2 separate regions of the Mus musculus genome follow, and region 2 is linked to region 1. A link is a loop called in an ENCODE intact Hi-C map of the cell type or tissue named here. Cell type or tissue: heart. All regions are shown on one strand.

What was found. Peaks named below come from ENCODE experiments on the same cell type or tissue, not always from the same donor. Only the 100,000 strongest peaks of a DNase experiment are listed, where the experiment ranks them.
Region 2: a loop joins it to region 1, with 10 times the contacts of the local background. A loop is called at or near these places in 22 of 42 quality-filtered maps.

What each region holds. Positions count from the first base shown.
Region 1 is chr7:111,177,564-111,185,563 of GRCm38, reverse strand. No RefSeq gene overlaps it. Among named protein-coding and RNA genes, the nearest start is that of Gm33098, 29 kb to the left of the region's middle. In heart, a CTCF peak has its summit at 3,086; DNase peaks (open chromatin) are centred at 1,833 and 5,793; H3K4me3 peaks cover 828 bases; H3K27ac peaks cover 3,324 bases.
Region 2 is chr7:111,965,557-111,973,556 of GRCm38, reverse strand. No RefSeq gene overlaps it. Among named protein-coding and RNA genes, the nearest start is that of Gm33204, 40 kb to the left of the region's middle. In heart, CTCF peaks have their summits at 3,641 and 3,842 (motif pointing right); no DNase peak of the experiment used is centred here; H3K27me3 peaks cover 1,526 bases.

The sequences.
Region 1 (8,000 bases):
GAGGCTGAAGAGATAACTCAGCCCTACTGTTCTTTCCAGGTTCCATTCCCAGGCTTAGAGCTACACGTAACTCCAGCTCTTGGCCATCTGATGCCCTCTTCCAGCCCCCAAGGGCACTTTCATACGTGTGTGTGTGTGTGTGTGTGTGTGTGTGTGTGTGTGTGTGACACAGAGTCAGCAGGAGTCCCTCTTTGCAGGCCACCCACCCAGGTATCCCCCAGCTCACGAGAGCAACAGCAGCTGTGCAGGTCTCTACTGTTTGACAAGCCTTCCTTGGAGACTTGCGTATTTTTTCTCATTTCTCAACTGCCAGTAAAGCCCTGACTCCCATTCTCACTTCACAGATGGGCAGCAGGAGACAAATTAATGAATCCCCCATAGGTGCCCATCTCCTAATCTTCAGAATCTGGTGTTTTTAAAATTGATAGAACCTCTCTAGAAAGCATTTTGTATAAAAATCTTCGGTCCACTAACTCCACATCTGCAAATTCATCCCAAGTGGGAGAGGGGAAGGGGGGGGGGGACCATAAAAACAAATGCAAAACTCCGTGTATGCAAAAGTATTTACCACAGCTATTGGTTAGAAAATCAGAATAAATTTCCAAAACTAGGCAAAGGCCTGGATAAATTTGGCCACATCTTGTCAACAGAACATTATGAAACTGATTGTATGCTCACACTTTGATCTAACATAGAATAATGAGTTATAGTCTAATCTCTGATAAATAAACCGTTTTTCAGATCATATAACTACGCAAAAACTTTTTTTATGAAAAGGAAGGGCTGGAGAGTTGGTTCAGAAGTTAAGAGCAGGCACTGCTCTTGCAGAGGACCTGAGTTTGGTTTGTAACACCCACATCAAGTGACCCACAGCTAGCTGTTGCTCCAGCTTTAGGGGATCCAATTTCCTCTTCTGGCTGCCACAGATACTTGCATTCATGTGTGCATAACCACATACCTTCACACATACACAGCACAGCACATAATTAAAAAAATAAAACCTATGTGCACATACCTTCACATACACAATCACATAACTAAAAATAAACTCACAACTGGGCAGTAGGGGGGGGGGGACAAAGATGATATTCTCTCTGGAGCCTCCTGAGTGAACACAGCCTTTGACTTCAGCCTCATAAAACATTTCAAAGTTAATAAACGTGTGTTGTTTTATAATGTAGCATTTATGTTCATTGCTGTGATAGTCTTAAGAAACTAGGCGCAAAAGGTAAAACTCAAAGTAACTGCTGTTGCTAAGATGGAACCATTGTCTCTGGCACTCTGATGTCCACAGGGAGCCAGAAGCTCGGCACTTCATAAAGGAGGAAAGCCAGCTCCCTGCCCAGGGCTGCAGGCTACAGCCCTCCATCCTCCTCTTCCCCCTCAGCCTAGGAAAACTGGAGGAGGCTTCAAGGGAGAGTGGGGAAACCTACTTGAATTCAAGAGCTTATTTCTGTAGGAAATCACAGTCCATTCCAGCGAGTTCAGAACTTCTGAAATGAGAGGAAACTGACAATATATATCTAAAGACAATATGAGTTCTTATGCCGTTTTTAAAACTACCTACAATTGTAGAGAGGGCTAAAAGCTTTCTTTTTTTAGGAGAAATGTTAGTCGTGGGCGTGTAGTGTTTCAGCGTTTTAGACTGCGGATGGGGAATACTACAGAGCTTTCTTTATGTATTATGTGTGCTCCCATGCTTCAGGGGATCTGATGCACTGATCCTCAAAAGGCTATTCCAAGCGAGGAGGAGAGCTTGCTGTATATCCAGTACAGACTATACACACAACAGCAGAGCCCTTCTCTGGGAGGCAGAGACTCTGGTTCCAGAGCTCAGCTGTCAGTCAAGTGTGACCTGACTTGAGCCAGTTTCCTCCAGGCTGCTCTAATGAGAGAGCCTGAGTCAGGGATCTCACTGCAAGTAACGGTAGTGACTCTAGCTAAGAATAGCCTGAAATTTGCTGTCACTGGGAGACCAAAGAAAAGCTGGGATACCAAACTTGGGACCCAGGAGAACCCAAGGAAACCAAGCACAGGAATCATGGCAACGTCGATCCCTACGGACCAAATCATTAGGAGCCTGCTGTTTCCCCATGGTCACTCACTATTACAACTCAGCCTTGAAACACATGTTCCAAAGGTTCTGAAAACAACGCTTGGCTGAGCCAGGGTCCTGGTGCACCAAGAGGAGAAGACTTGGGTTCTGGCATGGGACTTTAAACAGAGAGAAGAGGAGTTGGGAACATAGCTCAGCTGGAAAACTGCTGACCTGCACGCAGAAAGCCCTGGGTTCAATCCCCTGCACTGAATAAACTGGTGTGCTGGCACACGGGTAATCCCAGCACTCAGGGAGTGGAGCAGGAGAATCAGAACATCAATATCATCTTTGGCTACATAGGATATTAGAGGCCAGCCTGGGTATGTACAGGAGACCCTGCCTTCATCATCATCATCACCATCACCATCACCATCATCATCAGCATCATCGAGGAAACAATGGCAGATCGTGTGAAGACAGGAATTCCTTTATATTCCAAATTCCCCAAGCCAGGAACATCAGCATCTTCAGAGACACTACAGCTTGGGTCCAGACTGGCAAGAAAATGTAGTGATACATGGGAGAGAGGGAGTTACCTAAGTCAATGAATCTACCTTCTTATGGTGTGTGGGCTTTGTCTACATACAAACCCACCATGTCTCCTTCCCATACCATCACAGTCCTTACTCTTTCCTTGGCTCCCACTCCAGCCTCCTTGCCAACCTTCACCCACAGATCCAGTCCCACTACCCAAGGAAGCTGCAGTCCTGCCGGCCCCCTCCTTCAGAGAGCCATCACTAATGTCCCTTTCACAGTGAACCTTCAACATCAAAACTGTCTCTTGAGACTCTTAGTAACAAACAAGCCACCGCCCCACTCTGGTCTGAGAAAACTTGTCTGTCCCTTTTCCTTTCTCTGGCTAGAGACCACCAGAGCCAGAGCCAGTTCAAGGGTTGAGGGCAGCCTCTGCTCTATAAAGTTCTGCCTTGGAGACTGCAGGGAGTCAGCTGTCTGAAAGATTTAGACTGAGTTGGAGGGACACCATGTGGCCACAACTAGTATGACATTAAGCCTGAGACCTTTCTGTAGTAGTGTAAATACTATGACATTAGGGATACATCAAGAGGAAAAGCTAACATTGACACTTAACTATCTAACACCACCATTTTTATTTCTAATCCTTTCCTTCAATGTTCGCTGACGATTGCAACCACACACATGGAATGTGCCTTCCTTTCCGGTGGCATCTGACCCTCAGCATGTTCCACCCTCAGTCAAGGCTTTCACCACCACTCTCCCCAGAGCTGGTCAGTGCTTGGTAAATTCTAGTGTTCTCAAGTGGCAAGTGGGGCATTGAACCACTGGAGCGGCGTGGTGACTTAGAGCACCATCACCAAGTGGTACAGACAGGTTAAGCCATGGCCGTGCTGCTCATGGACTGTGGGGTCTGAACTTCCCTGAATCCCATTCTCCATTTCTGTCTAGTGGATGGAGGCGGTGAAACTATTTCCAAGGTTGCTAAGAGCTGAAGGAGACAGTGTCTGAGGAAATGTGCCTAGCACAGCGCCTGACCACAGCCCTGACACAGGCACCCCTTCAGGACAGGATTCCTGGACAGGAAGGGATCCCTGGAGCCACACACGCCTACGAGCTGGCTGAAAGCTGAAAAAATCAAATAAGGCAGGTCAGACAGGTAGGTCTAGAAGCTTACAGTACAAGTAAGATTTCAAGCAGGCCCTTTTGCCTCTTCTTGCCAGAACCATGAGCTATTTGTGCCTATCGCTCCTCCCAGCTACAGGAGAGACCAGCTTCCTCACTGCCTCCTCAAAACCAAGGCACTGAGAATCAAGTTAACCAAGACATCTCACACACATACACATGCAAACACATGCACGTACATATGTACTACACATACATTGTTTACACATACATGAATACACACATTTATACACACATACATCCACATATCTACATACATGTATACACATACAAATTCTCATACACACTGGAGCATCATGAGGGATCTGACTGAGGTAACTCTGCCCAGAAAGTTTCTTTAGGAATCACCTGACTCTGAGTGGACCCTAAGGAGCAAAATAAAACAGGGAAGAAAAAGCCAGACCCACATGAGGGTTCTCCCAGAGTCACCCTCCGGAGAGTCGGGCGGCACTTGGTGCAGAAGCCTTTTCGATGACCCTGTGTTGGCCACACTGTGAATTAAAATCGCTCCCTCCCCCTGCTCTCCAGTCCATGTCTTTTTGTATAAGGAGTAGGCACAGGGAGAAATAAGGCTCGTGAGCCACCAACTGTGACGGCTTTCCAGGTTTTCTCAGTGTAAGAATAGTGCAATGGTCAGCTACAGTAGGGACAGACCTGTGCCATCAGGGAAGGTGTCCCAGAGGGAGTGTCCTTTGGCCAAGGTGATATAGAAGGGTCAAATTAAAGGCTGCACACTGATAAAGCTGTTTATTGCCATCCATCCAGCTGACCACCAGAAGGCCTAAACTAGGACAAGTCTATGGATCAAGTGGGAACAACTTCATCAGAAATCTCTGAGGAGTTAAACAAAGCACACACACACACACACACACACACACACACACACACACACCGTCTCCTCCTTATCTATCACTTGGGCTTTGTGCAGAGGCCCAAGCAGGTCTAAGGAAACCCCAGAAGCTGAGTGTTTAGTGAGCTTTGCCCACAGTCCCAAGCTTACACAAAACCAGCCTCTGCCACAATCACCCCAACAGTCTCCCCTAAACTCCTCCTTGCCGTTTCCACCTCCTCAGCCCAGAAGGTTCAGCTCCTGCTCTGCAAACACCTCCTCCTCCTTCACAACCCAGTTGCTCAGACGTTGCAAGGAAAACCCTTTCAGGATGGTCCCTCCATACCAGTGAGCAATTAGCTTTCTACAAACCACTTCATTAACCCTCTAAATAAGACCTACCGAAGGGTTTTCCTACTAAACTTGATGTTACAGACAAGCAAACCAAGACACGGGCAGTGAAGAAGACACAGCTAAGCCCTATGCTGCTGGGAAGTCTTTCTATCAGCAGGTCTGCTCAGAGCAGGAGACAGACACAGTGCTAATGCCGGGGCCCTGGAGGGCTAGCTCAGGGTACAAAATATTGTAGCCTCTCAGTAAGCATATGAATAAAGAAGGCAAGCAAATATGCCTCTTTCCATCTGTTCTCAGCTAGAACCCAGCCACAAGCACCCTCTCCTCTGGCTCTGCTCTCGATTCCCCCCACCCCACCCCCAACCCCCGTGTCTCCTGCCTCTCCTTCACCAAGGCCTATATCCCCTTCCTCAAATCCAGCCACCTAGTGGTCAAGCCCTGAAGCCCCTACCCTGATGCTCACCATGCAACAGAGAACACCCTCCCCACCCCACTCCTGGCCCCTCCATGTGGTATTAGCTGAAGGAGTTGCCAGGCCTCTGGAGCCATCTCTTTTCTGGGACTGGGCCAAGCCTCTCCTCACATCTCTGCCTGCTCCCTCAGTGCCTCTGGTCCTGCTCTTGATTCTTCTCTTCACTCCCTTCCCATTCTTCTTCCTACTTGTCCCCTCCTCCCCAGCCCTCTGCCCAGGTCCCCTCTCCCTTTCTCTCTCACCTCCTCCCTCCATTCTACCCCTGGCCTCTCTAGTTTTTCCCCTCTCTGCCTTCCCAGACCTCCCACTCTCTCTTCCGTGCAGCCAGCCTTGGCCTCTCTCCAAAGGAGGTCAGCTGACTGCCCTGCTCTTGGGAGCTTGCGTCAGACCCAGCAGACCTTGGGGCCCTTTCCTTGGACCTCTAGAGGCCTCATTACAGCCTCCAGGCCTCCTACTACCAGCATCAGAGCCCTCCCCTCCCTAGGGGACATGTCCCCAAGCTCTCTGGGCCCCTCGCCTCCATCTTGACGCTATCAGGAATGAACACAACACAGGATGCTCTCTGTGAGCCCTGGGGGTGGGTTCCAGAAGAGGCCCAGCACCCGTACCTTATCAGAGTTTACTCCCATTTTTATTTCCCTTGAATCTTAAATGCGATTACTCTGTGTGCCAGACATGTAATCTCTGTCTTCCAGGAGCTGGTGGGAAAGAAACACTAAGCTGTAAAGTGGTAGATAAAATAGAGGGATTCACAGAAATGGGTCATTTGTCTGGCATGGTAACATGTGCCTTTAATTCCAACACTAGGGAGAGAGAGACAGGAGGATTTCTCTGAGTTCTAGTCCCACCACAACTACATAGTAAAACCAGGTTTGGTTTGGGGGGGCCAAGGATGGGGATCAACACTGGAGAGATGGCTAAGCAGTCTAGAGCAATTGCTGCTCTTTTGGAGGACCCAGGTTCAGTTCTCAGTGCCCACATCTGGCACCCTCTTCTGGCTTTGTCAAGTACCAGGCATATACACATGCAAACAAGCAGGGAAAAATACTCCGTTGTACAAAATGTAAATACACAAATAAATATAAATACTCAAATAAATAAATACACAAATAAATGGTTTTCTTTTTAAAAAAAAAAACTACATTTCTGAGTAAGTAGTTCAGTTAATATTTAACTCAGAATTTTCCCCAGCATCCCAGCATGACAGATGATGGGCTTATATATACTGTCAGCCCACTATTTCATTCTAATATTCAATCAACCTTTAAAAGGGCTCATGTAGCCCAAACTAGCCTGAAACTCACTATGTAGCCCAGGCTGGCCTAGAATTTCTGATTGGCCTTCCTGTGTCTCTCGAGTGCTGAGATTCCAGTCATGAGCCACCACACCTAGGTTATGTGGCACAAGAGACTCAGTCCCAGGACTCTGTGTACACTGCACAAGCACTCTACAGGCTGAACTACATCCCTAGCCTGAATTTCCAGTTTCGTGATAAGACATCACTTTTGCTTTCTTTCCATGAATAACAGAGGCTAGATCTGGAACCTGGCTTTTTTCCCTGGTACTAGGTTATTGAACCCAGGGTCTTGTGTGTGTGCACTAGGCAAGTACTCTACCAGCTAAGCTAACCTCTGCAGAGCTAGCCTACAGAACTGCTCAATTGCTACCAGCTAAGCTAGCCACTACAGAGCTAGCCTACAGAGCTGCTCAATTGCTACCAGCTAAGCTAGCCACTACAGAGCTAGCCTATAGAGCTGCTCAGTTGCTGACTCTTTCCAGTTCTACCAGTCACTACAGTACCACTTACCTGGGCAGTGTCAGAGGCAGCTCTGTTAGTAAGCAAGCAAATGTTAGATTAGCTGATGGCTTGCAGCTGCTCTATCAAAACCGCTGTGTTTTCCTCAGTGAAATTTCTGTCTGAATGACTCCATTTATGTAGCAGAAACAAGCTAATATCCTATAGATGCTGTTCATTTCCTTCTTTACTGAGAGGATACAGCCAGGGACTTGCTTTCATGGAGTGTCGTGTGTCCTTACCAGGTGTCCCCACACCCAAGTCTCCCTCCCAAATGTTCTTGTTCCCCAGGTACTTGTGTTCTGAGAACATTTGAGGTATACTCCTGCCTCAAAGGACTCTCCTCTTCCCCTGGGTGTGATCTCCGGATATTTTTTAGCCCACATTCTTAGGAAGCCAAATAAAGTTCCCTCTTGTCAATAAAGCTTTCTCAGAATCCTTCGGGATTTTTTTGCCTCTAAGCTCAGTACCTGTAATGGTACAATCAGAAGAACTACAAAGCACTGTTACTTCTAAACATGCAATAAGAAAGCTGGCGTGGTGGCTCATACCTGTAACAGGCTATGAAGGGAGGTACCTGAGTTTGAGGCTAGCCTGGGCTACATAGAGAGTTACAAGTCAGCCTGTACTAAATGGCAAATGGGGAAAAAAAAAGCATGACTTAGATGTCAGACTGAACCAATTCATATCTCAGCATCTACTTATTAAAATAAAATTAATAAAACTTGGGAAAGTCCCTGAACCTCAATCTTCTCATCTAGGGACAGAGATAGGCCTATGGGGTGTCTGAGGA
Region 2 (8,000 bases), 790 kb before region 1:
GCAAGCCAAATTTACAAGCTATGTAATTTAAAAATTCAGCTTTAATCACTCTGGGGTCATGGTGTGGGAGTGTGAGGGTTGGACTGGGAATGGAAAGACTAAAGTTCAAATTCTGTGTTTAAAGGATGAAGGAGAATAAACTCCACGACACTAGAAATGATAGAGCTTAAAGCAATTTTAAGGAACACTACCTACACCTCTATGGAAAAACACTGGAAAACAGTTGGCTTCCTAGCAAACTATAACCCTCGCCAAAGGATAAGCTGCAGTGGAAACTGTGAACGGGCCCGTTGCACTTTGGGGTGTTAAAATGTGATTACAAAGCTGTGATTAAAGAGACGACAGGGCCAGGCAGACTCGGGTTTAAGAATAGCAATTCCAATGCCCATAAAATAGTCTAGTCGCAGACAGTAGATGTGCACATAGATGCAAACTCTCTAAACACGAGGCGAACAAGATGATTCCAGGAAGGCGGGGTGGGAGTAGGCAAGCAAGGGTAGACTCCCTATGGATGCTCATGTAGGTTAATAGTAGGGACTCTATCAATAAACCCATTATCAACACACTGAAAGAGAAACCCTATCAATCAAAAAGACATTTGATTCAACCTAGCAACTATTCCTAATGAAACAAGAAAACAAAGTGAACAGCACATGTTATGTCAAACGGTGATACAGTGAGCCCCATCTCAGTGTAAACCAAGCCAATCTCTCTCTCTCTTTCTCTCTCTCTCTCTCCTTCTCCCCATCCCTCCCTCCCTCCTTCTCCCCTCCCTCATCTTATATACAGACAACTCATATGCTCACCACCTTTTAGCTGGGTATGGTGGTGTACAGCTACAATTCCCACAATGGGGGGCGGATGTCAGGAGGATCATTCATTCAAGGCGGGAGGAAGGGAGGAAATTAGGGAAAGAAGATGGAGGGAGGGAGGGTGTTTGAAATGTTTAGAGTCCTAAGAGAATTTTGTTGGGTGTCTAGATGGAGGATAAATGGCAGTTTAAAAACCTATCAGAAAAGCAAGTGGCTGCGCATGGCATTTCAGTGAGGATTCTTTTAGTGACAACAAACAAAATCAGAAGAAACTAGACAGCAGAGGTAAGGGCTTCAACAAAGTAAATAATAACGAACAATGCACTAAAGGTTACAGATCTTAAAAAACAAAGTCACTCTTTTATAAAAATTTATTTTATGTGTATGAGTTTCTGTTTTCATGTATGACTGTATACCATGTAAGTGCCTGGAACGGAGGTGAACTGGAGTTAGGGATGGTTGTGAGCTGCCATATGGGCTCTGGGAATCGAACCTGGCTCCTCTGCAAGAACACTGAGCTCTTAAACACCAAGCCACCTCTCCAGCCCTATATGCCTTTTAAAGGAACATAAAAAACAAGATATGACAAGTTTGCAATGTCATGTTTCTGGGGTAGTTTTATGGCTCGAATGTGAGATGTTTCTTTACTCATGTGTTTGAACATTTAGCCCCCAACCAAGCTTGTGAGACCTTCAGCAAGTGGGTTCTAGCTGGAGGAAGTGGTCTCAGGTCTTAGGACAGTGGGCCTTCTAGGCTATAGCTAGCCCTCATTCCAACCCTGCTTTGTGTCTTCTGGTTCACACCATGGAACAAGTCCTAGCTAGATATGTTACCTACCAGGAACTCTGCCATGACTTCCCTGCCATTGAGGGACTGTACCGTCATGGCTCAACATGACTCAAAGTCCACCCCATTTCCTTGGGTTGTTTCTGTTAGGTATTTGGTTGCAGTAATGAGAAAAGTAGTTCATACAGGTAGGAGTACAATACTAAAAATCGACGGTTGCTTTGAAAATTAGCATATGAATTTCATATAATTCTTACAAGAGTTTCACTAGCTTTGGGATTTGGTAAAATGAACTTAATAAGCACCAAAATGATAGTCTAGAAAAATATTATAAAAAGACTAATGTTACAAGATAACAGAATTGCTATAACTAAGTGTCAGATTGGAGATTAGAAAATTGGTAGCTTAGTTCAGTAGGAAAAGGATGCATTCAAAAACAAATTAGACATAGATACAAAATGAAATAGAAAACTCCAAGATAATCTAGGAGACTGTGTCCCCAGATCTTATAAAATTGCATGATGGTCTGCAAAGATTGTGTCAACCCAGCAATCCCTCTCATGGGTTTTGTGGTATACAAATCAACCCTTCGTGTTCAGAGATTCTATAAGATGTTCAGTGAGAAATATAAGATGCCAGGAACTGTACACAGTTCATTTAGATTTCGCATGCATGTTTGTGCGTGTTTGTGAGTGTGCGCACATATGGACAGGGGTCAGAGGACAACCTCAGGTGTCATTCTTCAGGTGCTTTCAGCCTTTCAGTCCAGCACCTCCCCTCCTTGGCGTGCAGCTTTAGCTAAGAGGCCAGCGGGCCAATGAGTTTCCGGGGATCTGCCCGTGCCTGTCTCAAGCATGCTACCATGCCTGGCTTTTTATGTAGGCTCCTGGGGGTTGAATTCAGGTCTTCAGGCATGCAAGACAAGCACTTTGTGGACTAAGCCACCTCCTCCACCCCTAGTGAAAAGTTTACAAGCTAAACAATGAGAAGCCTGCCTCAATGTGCATGAGAGCACGAGCTAGGATACTAAGCAGGAGAAGCATCTGCTAGGGCACAGGCCAGAGGGCTGGTGCGGACCCCTGAGGTACTGGAGTAGAGGGCTGAGTAGTAAAACAAGTATAATGTCTTGAACAAATGTACTTCAATAATTTTATTTTTCCAATTTAAAATTTTATCTTACTAAAGTATATATTTTTTGTGAGATAATTTTTCTGTGAATATTTTTGACAGATTCAACCAGTAGGAATTTTTGCATTTTTAGCTTCTCCTTTGCTATGGTGGCTTTTCATGCTGACTCTTATTTTCAGGCCTGGATTCTCCCGGGTCAAGTCATTAGACCAAGCGTTTGTGATTTATGTTCTTTAACATAAAAAGTTTTAGATTTCAATTTTGCTATTTTCAATGTTGTTTAAAAGACAGGATTTTAAAGGTCATTTTTTTGGGATAACAGCTCTTCCTGTAATAATAGCAATAATGAATAATTATTTAGTACTTAGCTTGTACCAAGCACAAAGCAAACTATTTTGACCATAATTTTTGACCTCAAAGATATTTTTTGTTCTCTTTGCATCCATCCCCCACATTTTCAGTTAATCATTTACCTTGTCCTCAAGATACAACTAACACATCCAATTCATAATGAACATTAGCTACAGAAATAATCCATATACTGTAAAATAAATATAAATGTTTTAAAGGCATGGAAGACCCCCCCATGTGTATAACTACTCCTTAGTTCATGTAGCTTGCTATATTTGGCTGCCATAACTGTACACAGACTTGATACTGATGTGGGTTTTCTACAGTATTTGGAGGAGGGGGCTGTGAGTAAAGTCGGTGGCACATTTCTTGAACAGATTTCTAGACAGTGCTTGTGAGTGTGTGTAAAACAGAGGAGTTTGCTCACATTAAAGGGCACTGAACACTTGGCTCTGGCCAATTGCTGTCACAAAGGACTGAGGGTCATGTGTTAACATGCCTGCAGAGTGTTTTTCAACATATTTTTATTTGGATTGAGATATTTAGCACTGGTGAACAACTAGAATTTTATCTAACACGCAGGAGCCAACATTATGTAGTTTCAACCCATCTTCGGGATGCATTTTCATGTCCCCAGTGCTAAATGTAGGACTGGGGGCGCCTTGGGTTAATTTCTGAAAGGTACAGGTAGAGAGGAATGTCAGGTAAGGACTGACAAGGAAGTGCTCCAGGCATTTTAGTGCAGGGTTCTTAAAATATCCATCCAGCAGGTGGCAGCACAAGAACAGAGATGGGCCACTCTGGACCAATAATATCCACAGGTTTCCTCATTTTTGCAAGAACAAGGAAAAAAAGCAGATTGCAACATTCTAGCTTTGGATAGAAGAAAAAAAATACACACATTTTTGTTTAAAAGTAAGAAGGAATCTCCTATTATGTACAAGCTATTAAACTGTGTACTCTCAACCACACTTAAACTCTTATACTTGTAATTGCAGAAAATCCTTTTTTTCATTAAATTAATTAATTAATACTCCATCACACTCCAGCCCATTCACTTGAGACAGGGGTTCTCACTGAACCTGGAGCTAAGCTGACAGTCACCAAGCCCCTAGCCCCCTATCCCTTATGTTGATATTGCAGGCACGCACTGCCACGCCTGGCTGCTGGAGCTCAGTTTTAGGGTCTCATGCTTGAACAGCAATCTCACTAAGCCATTTGAACTCCCACTAAGCCATTTTAGAGATGAAGAAATTGTGTTTTAGAAGGCTAAAAAAAAATGTGCATTTGCAGTTGTACCACACAGTTTTCTCATTGCTGTGACCAAGTATCTGGCAAAAGTGACCTAAGGAAAGAAAGGTTTATCTCGGCTCCATGATTAAGAAGGGACACAGGCTATCTTGGTAGAAAGACAGACTCTGTGTGTGTGTGTGTGTGTGTGTAGGGGTGGGGGAGTCACATTTCAGCCAGTGTCCACAGTCTAGGCAGGACACTGACACTCAGAGCACACCCCACTAATTTACTCTGAGCTCTGAGCTTGTGGAATAGCATTGTCCACATTCAAGGTCAGCCTTCCCTCCTCAGTTAAACCTTCCTGGAAACACCTTCCCAGACACACACAGCCTATGGATGCAAAGTCCTTTTGAATCTAGTCCACTCAGCAACGAAGATGAGCTGTCATGCACAGTTTCTGAGAGGCAGAGCCAAGTCTGGACCTAGAGTTACTTACTGAGTTCTTTCATGGAGCTGTACCTGTTGCTCTAAGTCTCGCCCTGTTGTCTCTGTTCTGCAAACAGTTGGTTTGATGATGCCCTTCAAGCCTGGGCTATCTATATGGTGGGACACAGAAAGCAGCATGACAAGGAGACATTTGTCCCCTAGGTTACAAGGCGCTTGTGCCCTGGAGCTAGTGATTGAGAGACGATGGATGCTATTACAGAGGAACACCTTATTGGCCATCTGGAGAGCACACGTGGACGTGGGACATGCATTTCCTTGTTAATAGGACAGTTTCTGTGACAAGAACAGATGCTCTCTCCTTAGAGCCTACAGTTCACAATGGTTGCCTAGCAATGAGTGGCCTAAGAAGTTTAATGCTTCTGTGATCAATGTGAGGGATTAACTATCACCCCAGCACTCAGCAACTAAGGACCTGCCACCTGGCCACACATTTACCTGGTTTGGATGAGAAACTTTCATTTTCTTAATAAATCTCACGAACAGTTTGCCAAGTAAATTGTTTAGCCAGAAATGGTCAGCATTTCTTCCTGGAGAAGCAGCGTTAGGTAGAGAGGGGATTCGGGTTGACTCCTCCCCCTTTCTGGGGGACCATCCATAAGCTTTCAGTTAGTGCTGTAGGGCCTGCTCCTTCCTCTGCAGAGCAAGAGTTGCCCAGGCAGCTATAATAAGTTAGAGTAGTCAAAGTCCAGACCAGCTTTAAAGGAGGAGGTGATTCTGAGATTCTAGAACAGAAGGAGGTGTGAGAGCAGCGGGATGCTCAAGGTCCACCCTCACCAGCGGGATGCTGAAGGCTCTCACCAGCGGGATGCTGAAGGCCCTCACCAGCGGGATGCTGAAGGCTCTCACCAGCGGGATGCTCAAGGTTCTCACCAGCGGGATGCTCAAGGTTCTCACCAGCGGGATGCTCAAGGTCCACCCTCACCAGTGGGATGCAAGGTCCTCACCATCAGGATGCTCAAGGCACTCACCAGGGGAATGCTCAAGTTACTCGCCACCACAATTGCTATGGTCTACAGCAGCACTGCCATTGAGCTGTAGGGACCAAAGGGGCTGGCCAGCTGGGCTTCATTCCAAGTAGGGAAGGAACAAAGGCAAAGCCAGGCACCAGAATAGAGAGTTTTCAGGTGGTCAGAAAGTTCAGTCTGTGGGATTTAGGGATGGCTGCCCCCCTACCCCCCCCCCCACCCTGTGCTCACTTAGAGAGCTCTGTCACTCACAGGCTCTCAGGAGACAGCTCTGAAAGTGCTGGTGAGCCAAGCTGGTCTCCTGTGCACCTGTATAGGGGAGTGGCCAGTAGCACCTGGGCTGATAGCATGTGGAAACTGGACCTCAGTTTACACATTGCATTTGTGAGAACTACAGCTAAGTCCAGGGAGAATGGGTCCTTCTTTTTCTCCCTCCCTCCCCCCACTCTTCTCTCCTCTCTTCCTCCTTCCACCTTCCTTTCATCTTTTTTAGTCCCTCTTCCTTTCCCCCTTTCTTCCCTTTCCTTCTAATTTCCCTCCATCCCTTCCACCATCCTTTTGTCCTCCCCACCTTCACTTTCTTATTTCCACCCTCCTCCCGTCTCTCCCTTCTTTTGCCCAGGTTGGCCTCAAACTTGCTATGTACTGGGGATAGCCTTGAAGATCTGACCCTCCTTGCCTACACCTCACAACTGCTGGGATTTCAGGCATACTCTACAGCATCCACTTTATGCAGGTCTGGGAATCAAACCCATGGCTTCATGCATGCTCCTCTTTGCCAGTGAGCCCCATTGGAAGCGAGGGCGCTCTCCTGAACAGAGAGCTGAGGCAGTGCAGCCTGCCTTGGCAACCTTCCCCCTGGATCTTTTCAAGTGGAGCCAATTGATGGCTTTTTCAGCAGCAAGGGGAAGATTTCTACTGTTTGTCATGAGGAAATGTAAATTGTTACAATCTGTTTAGAGAGTAATTTTGCAATATTATAAAAATGGGAAAGATGTTAATTGCAATGTTGCTCGTGGCAGTGAAAAAGTGGGAATGATGGAAATCCAGCAACAGAGGGCTGCCTATGAAAGTGATAGTGCCTCTTTTTAAGGAGTAGTGCTCATTAATCGGAGATACTGAAGCAAGTGCAGCTGTAGGAGTGTGGGGAGCTGACCGACCACTTTCTAGCAAAGGAAGGAAACTTTGAACATCAGTCTTATCTTGTCTATGTAAAACAGACCTGTTGGCATGTAGCATCATGTTTGACTAATGCATGGAGTATACTTAAAAAGAACTGAACTTCAACTGTATTACATTATTCTTTGTGTTTTCTGTTTCTTTGGCCATCTCCAGGTTTGGAGCAGTTTGGAGCAGTTGTTTGGATAAAGTCATGTCGAGATGTTTCATAAAGTCTGCAGGAGCCCATGCAGAGGCTGACAGGAGATCTGAGCTTCCTCAGGGGCAGTCCTAGAAGTCCCTACCTGTGCTGTGGAGAAAAAGGATCCTTCTAGTTGTGCCACTTTAGGGGAGTTGAAGGTCATTTGTCATGCACTATGTAGGCCAGCATGTTCACACGTGTCTGTCGACAAGTATCATACTTAGTACTGAATTGGACCTCTAACTGATGGTGGGGGAATTTTCCACTTTGTGGGGAAATTGTGCTCCATATGGCATAGCATTCTTGACAAGATGTTACATTTGGGATGGCTAAGTCTATCTCATTGGCTTCTATCCAGGCTGGGGTATGTTATAACGTAATGCTCGGGCAGCTATTGTACCATACACAGGACTTGACAACGCATTATTAGGCATGGGTGAAATCCTACAGGGACTACTGCATTGGAAACCTTATAGAGCTTATATTTGCTCATACCCAGAATATGGCTTTGCAGCATAGTTGACATCATTCTAGATTCAGTTGAACACATTCTTTGAGCCCTATCTCAACCTAAAGAATGGATACAAGTGAGTAGCTCCGGCCTTTGAGTCTTGTGTCCAAAACCTACTCAGCAGATACCTTCCATAAACAGCCTGTGCTCCTAAGGAAGCTGAAGGAGGTTGAAGTGGAAGTTTCTGGTTGTGTCATGTAATGCAGACTCATGCCAAATAATATATTAAGGGAAGGGTTAGTGTGTTAGGTGACATTGGGACATAAAAGTGAGTGTGCAACTGTCATAGGATGTTTAGGTCTGGACGAAGAGAAGTTGGCCCATGACTTTTTATCAGATTCTCAGGA